Regions from separate parts of the Homo sapiens genome. Here region 2 is linked to region 1. Evidence: chromatin contacts called from ENCODE Hi-C or POLR2A ChIA-PET data. All regions are on one chromosome and are shown on one strand. The core of a region is the stretch at or near the end of the contact, and the rest is flanking DNA. Distances in the headings are between cores, read along the strand shown. Region 1 overlaps URB2 (URB2 ribosome biogenesis homolog). Region 2 has its middle 67 kb from the start of URB2.

What was found. Hi-C counts contacts between places; a loop is a spot of excess contacts on that map. ChIA-PET counts read pairs that join two places held with the same protein, here RNA polymerase II (POLR2A). Pooled maps may share reads with other maps.
Region 2: a loop to region 1 is called in a pooled map, with 2.5 times the contacts of the local background. The contact joins two enhancer-like sites. A Hi-C loop is called at or near these places in 2 of 50 pooled maps. POLR2A ChIA-PET finds 5 or more read pairs at or near these places in 3 of 52 experiments (IMR-90, activated B cell and activated naive CD4-positive, alpha-beta T cell).

Annotation. Positions count from the first base shown.
Region 1 is chr1:229,642,806-229,645,721 of GRCh38, reverse strand. URB2 (URB2 ribosome biogenesis homolog) reads right to left here. Exons shown (of 10, transcript NM_014777.4): 5 at 2,029-2,189. Among named protein-coding and RNA genes, the nearest start is that of URB2, 18 kb to the right of the region's middle. RefSeq lists an enhancer at 1,181-1,340. Within about 2 kb of position 1,286, at least 2 of the 41 ENCODE cell types and tissues checked have a DNase peak (open chromatin) inside an H3K27ac peak, as active enhancers do.
Region 2 is chr1:229,691,722-229,694,850 of GRCh38, reverse strand. No RefSeq gene overlaps it. Among named protein-coding and RNA genes, the nearest start is that of URB2, 67 kb to the right of the region's middle. Within about 2 kb of position 1,515, at least 13 of the 41 ENCODE cell types and tissues checked have a DNase peak (open chromatin) inside an H3K27ac peak, as active enhancers do.

The sequences.
Region 1 (2,916 bases), core at 37-2,536:
GGCCTGCTTGGGGTTAAGTCCTGGGAGGGACACCCTTCACATCAGCATGCAGACAGGAAGGAAGTGAAGAAGATGAGCAGAGCTGGGGCAAAGTCAGGGTCTTTCAGCAGCATTTCACTAAATCAAGCACGTAAATCGGCCAGGACAGTGAATTGCAAAAGGGTCACACACTGTGACCTAATTACAGAGAGCCCGTCTTGTCAAGGCTCTGTCCACGCAGAGGACACTGGCTGTTACTTCACTGAGCAACGATGCACGCTTACAGATAGGAGGGGCTGGAGGAAAATGTGAAAACAATCGGATTAGGTGCTGTGGTCACGGGTGCTACATGCTGACATGAGGGCAATATGACCCAATCGGGTCACATGTTTCAAAATATATGGTGGGAGAGGTCTTAAGCACAGAGTGAGCAGAATTTAACTTTTTTTTTTTTTTCGAGACCGAGTCTCGCTCTGTCACCCAGGCTTGGAGTGCAATGGCATGATCTCTGCTCACTGCAACCTCCACCTCCTGGGCTCAAGCGATTCTCCTGCCTCAGCCTCCCAGGTGGCTGGGATTACAGCCACCCACCACCAGGCCCAGCTAATTTTTGTATTTTTAGCAGGGACGGGGTTTCACTATGTTGGCCAGGTGGTTTCGAACTCCTGACCTCATATAATCCACCCACCTTGGCCTCCCAAAGTGCTGGGATTACAGGCATGAGCCACCGCACCCGGCCAGAATTTAACTTTTATACATATCAGTATTGTGAATATGTAATACTTAGTATTTTACATAATAAGACCACACATTTGTAATTTGAAAAACTTCCCCTTTGAAAAATAAGGTTTTAAACCATGAGATGTGGGCAGAGCCCTACCTTTACGGGGTGCCTATATGAACAAACAGACCCAGTGCCAGGCATTTCACATTGTCAGTGAGTTCCTATTTCAGCCTCACACCGTCCCTTTCTCCCCGAATGCTGTGCAGCCCACCCCACAACCCTAGCCAAAGTCCTGGCTTCTGCCTTTCACTCTCTTCCCTTCCCTGCTCCCTCTGACTAGGCACACCCCAAAGCCCCATCTCCACTCCCACTCTCCTGCCCACCTACAGGCTATCTCCCCACCAGGGCCTGCCCCCCTGGCACCACTTCTCCCTGTCCATCTTCTCACTCTTGCACATCCCCTGCTCCTGGCAGCCCAACACGCTGCCTGCACGGTGCACGCCTCCCTTCCCCTCACCTCTGCTCCCCAATCAAGTCCCCTGCATTCTTCAGTGCACAGCTGGAGTTTCACTTCCTCCGGGAAGTCTCCTGACCAACTGGTCCAAACAGAAATTTAGGTTTGTTTCCTCTCCTGCCCAAATCAGTACCCAATACCAGTGTGCTGTATATGACCAGGAGTCAATAAGCCATTCATGAGGCAGAATATGCCTAGACCAGAGACCTTGGCTGGACTCTCTGCCCCACCAACCATTGGCTCTGTGGCCTGTGGCCTTCTTCCTTGCGTAAGAGATGTCTGACCAGTCCAGTGCCCACAGGCATTCAGAGAAACAAATCCCAGCATGTGAGCTCTGTGCAAAGGCACTCAGCAAATGCAACACCATGCAGGCTGTATTAGCGACTTCTGTCAGAACTGAAGGGGGTAGGCTAACCTAGGTGCTTCTCAAATGCTGGCATGAAGGCAGTATGGCCCAATCAGGCCACATGTTTCAAGAAGTATGGTGTGAGAGGTCTTCAGCAAAGAATGAGCAGAATTTAACTTTTTTATGGATCAGTTTTGTGAATGTGTAACACTTAGTATTTAACGTAATAAGACAACACATTTGTTATTTGAAAAACTTCCCGTTTGAAAACTAAGGCCTCCCTATGCCGCAGCCTGGGCTGTCCCACAGGCCAGGGCTCCCTCTCACAGCCTCCCCCTTTGCCTAGAGTCTCTACCAGTTAGAACTTGTTTAGTTTTAAGGGTGACACCACATCTCAAATCAGTTTTCCCATTTGAGCCGACGTGGTTTCTGAGCCTGCCACACAAGGAGGGAGAAGGCACCCACCTGCACATCTGCTTTCCACATGTTACTGACATCCAGTCCCTGGAGAATACACTGCATCACCAGCCTCAAGTCCTCTGTCGTCCCAACCTCTAACATTTGGGTGAACAAGGCTCCCAAATGAGGCTCAATATCCTGAGTGACCTGAACAGGAATTTCAGGATCTGTGTGGGAAAGAAACCAAAATTGTTAAGATGTGACAGGTGAAATAAACTACCAAGTAGCCATAGGATGAAACTGCGCACAGCTGTGGCCGCCATCAAAAATCACCAAGTTAGGGGCATGGTGATATAAGCACTGGTGGAAAAAGCAGGTACACGTAGTTACTGTGATGCCATGCTCTCACACGCACAGCTACGCCTGTGCATTGTGTGTACACACACAAACACAGAAGACGACAGCCATGCTTAGGAGGTAAACCTGAACCACAGAAGACAGTGATTATTGCTTTGTGCGGTTGACCCTTGAACAATGTTTGAACTGCATGGATCCACTTATACATGGGTTTTCTTCTGCCTCTAGCACCCCTGAGACTGCAAGACCAACCCCTCCTCTTCCTCCTCCTCAACCTACTCAGTGTGAGGATGAAGAGGATGAAGACCTTGATGATAACCTACTTCACTTAATGAATGGCAAATACATTTTCCCTTCCTTGTTATTTTCTTAATAACATCTTCTTTTCTCTAGCTTACTTGATTGTAAGAATATAATACATAAATACATACACAAAATACGTGGTAATCGACTGTTTATGTTCAGCAAGGCTTTGGTCAACAGTAGGCTATCAGTAGTTTAGTTTCTAGAGAGTCAAAAGTAATACAAGATTTTTTTAATAGAATTGTATCAGAAGGATATACACGGAATTTTTTACTGTGCTGGGGGTTGGTGCCT
Region 2 (3,129 bases), core at 266-2,765, 49 kb before region 1:
TTAAATTCAGTCATTTTGTGTACCCTCCTACCCATTTGAAATAGCCAAAATTTCAACCACAAACTCACTAAAAAAAAAAAAAAATTCCATTATTTGTCTTTTCAGATGCCAGAGGTCAAATCTTAAAACTATCTGGCCTGCCTTTGACCTTCATGGGAAAACCTAAAGTGTTCTGTCTCCATAGAGCTAGATGTTCATCAAATCCAATTACCTCTCCCAGCTGCACCGCTCACCAGGAGGCAGGGCTCTGCTGGGGACAAAGAGAGGCAGAGGAAGCAGACTGTCCCCAGCCCCGCTTCCTGCTGCAAATTAAGCCAGGCATCGACTGTGCCGACTCACCACCTGGCTGCTGCCACAACAGCAGCTGCAGCCTGTTAGCACTGAAGAGTTTCTCTCCCAACTATTCCCATTAGTGTGGCCAGCGAGGGGGAGGATGAGTAAGTGTCTGTGCTCAGCTTGGGGCTCTGGCTCCTGCTGTCTCTTCACTGGGCTCTGACCTCCAGGGGCTGGGCGGGACATCCAAGCGTCAGAAGCCAACATAGGCCTGCTGACTCCCAGAGTTCGGCGCCTAACTTGGAGACAGGGCAGCAGAAGAGATTCTCAGCCCTGGCTGCCAAGCATTGCTCAAGAAGCTTCAGATTCAGAGAGACTGGGTAAGGCGGCCCCTCTGGGTCTGTAAAGCACCACTGTGATTCCAAAGCACAGCCAGGGTCAGCACTTCACCGATCTGTATTCACCAGCTGTCCTGCACATGTGTCTTTGATAGGACATGTGGGAAAGACATTAGGCCCTTCCAGCTCCCAGTAACTAAATATAGTCCTTCACATATCTCAGGGTAAGGCACTCTGTACCTTTTCAAACTGCTTTCATATACCTTGTCTCATTTGAGCCTGTGAGCAAGGGGAGGAGGCCGCTGAAACCCCAAGGTGCACTGAACGCCCCTGATGCCTTTAATCACGCAGCCAATTAGAGGCAAGGTTGGAACTATGCACCTTGTCTCCCTGGCTCGTGGTCTGATATTTCTCATGGCTATCATGTAGCCAGGCAAAGATCCTATTAGTATGGTTATGCTTTCAATTATTCAATACTTCTGTGTTACAATACACTGCTTATGTGGAACTGCTTGTAAGTGGCCATCATTGACTTCACCGATGAATCTGCTCCCCCTGTGTTGGAGAAAGTACCGAGTCATTGCCTCTAACCCCTAGCAAATGTAAAATACCTTTGCAATAGCTGGAAAAAGAAAATCACTGATGCCGACAGAATCTCCTTCATTCTCATAGACTAGGTAACAAAAGGGGAAGAAATCATGTCAGCTGAAAGATCTGGGGAGAAATCGATTTGGGACTGCTAGAATCACAGGAAGTTTTTGTTGAAGGATCAGAAACCCACGCAAGCCAGCTCAAGCAAAAGGTTTATTGTACAAGACACAGAGCGATGTAACAGAACCCAGCTGTAGGAAGTGCAGCTGGGTCTCCAGGGAACCAGAGAATGAATGGCAACCGTTTCTCAAGCCACATCATCTCTCATCTTGGCTTCTCTCTGTACACCTGCTCCCATATCCTCCCTATGGGCTGGCTTCCCCTTGCTGTTCAGGGTTTCTGCTCCTTCACAACTTCAGTTTGCTTATTGCTTTGTCTAAGTAAGCCTCACCATGAAACTTGACTCTACATAACTGTACTTGGAACCTATAGCTAATCAAGTCAGTCCCCGGAACTGGAAGCATCCCTATTCCAGATCCTCAGGGAGAGGATCTGACTGTTTGGCTGGGCTGGCAGGGCCCACCCCACTGTCCACTCATCTGATTCCAGGAAGGATTGAGTCTCATGGGATGCTGCCTAGATCTAAGCTGGCAATGGGGATGACAGGTAAAGAGACCAGTCACTTAGAACTGAGCCAAGACAAACTCAGATGACTCTATCCCAGGAAGAAAGGCAAAGCCTCCCTTCTGAAAGCCATTCAACAAGCAGGTCATTGAAGTGTGTTGGAACACAGGTTAGAATAATAAATAATAGGCTGGGTGTGGCGGCTCACGCCTGTAATCCCAGCACTTTGGGAGGCCAAGGTGGGTGGATCACCTGAGGTCAGGAGTTCAAGACCAGCCTGGCCAACATGGCGAAACCCTGTCTCTACTAAAAATTTAAAAATTAGCTGGGCATGGTGGTGCATGCCTGTAGTCCCAGCTACTTGGGAGGCTGAGACATGAGAATTGCTTGAACCTGGGAGGCAGAGGTTGCAGTGAGCCAAGATCGCACCACTGCACTCCAGCCTGGGTGACAGAGCGAGACTCCGTCTGAAACAAACAAACAAAAAAGAATGATAATAATGTGTGAAAAACCAGGACGCACAATCTACGGGACCACATTCTCACTGAGGAAGTGGTTTTCTAGAGCAGTGACTATATAATCCTTTTAGTAGGTGAATCAGTCAAGCAGGTCAAAATACCTCATTTCCCAACAAACCTTACAAGAAAAAAAGCCCTGCCAGATTAAACAAGAATATGAGTCTCTTCTAGACGAGATTCTGAAAACCCAGATAAGTAAGAAAAACACTGGACCAGGACTCCGAAATCCCGAGTTTTCATTCAGGCTTTGTTATGAATTTTTCATCTGGTGGCCCTTCCTTCTTCATTTAGCTAACTTCTCATCAAGACTCAGCTCCCAGGGCTGAGGCCGGTGACTTACTCCTGTCATTCCAGCACTTTGGGAGGTCAAGATAAAAGGATTTCTTGAGGCCAGGAGTTTGAGACCAGCCTGGGCAATATAGTGAGACCCTCTGTCGGCAGAAAATTTTAAAAATTATCCAGGTGTGGTGGTGCATGCCTGTATTCCTAGCTACTCAGGACACTAAGGCAGAAGGATCGCTTGAGCCCAGGAGTTGGAGGTTACAGTGAGCTGTGATGGCACCACTGCATCTAGCCTGGGCAACAGAGTAAGACCTTGTCTCAAACAAACAAACAAAAATGCTCAGTTCCAGGAAGTTCCTGCTCTGTGCTCCCACAGGACCATCTACATGCCTCCATCATGGCAGCTCCCCATTGTCCTAAAATTGTTTGCCTACCGTCTGTTCTCTCACTGGAAGTACATTCCTCTAGCATGGATCCTCTATGTCCTCAGTTATACCCCCATG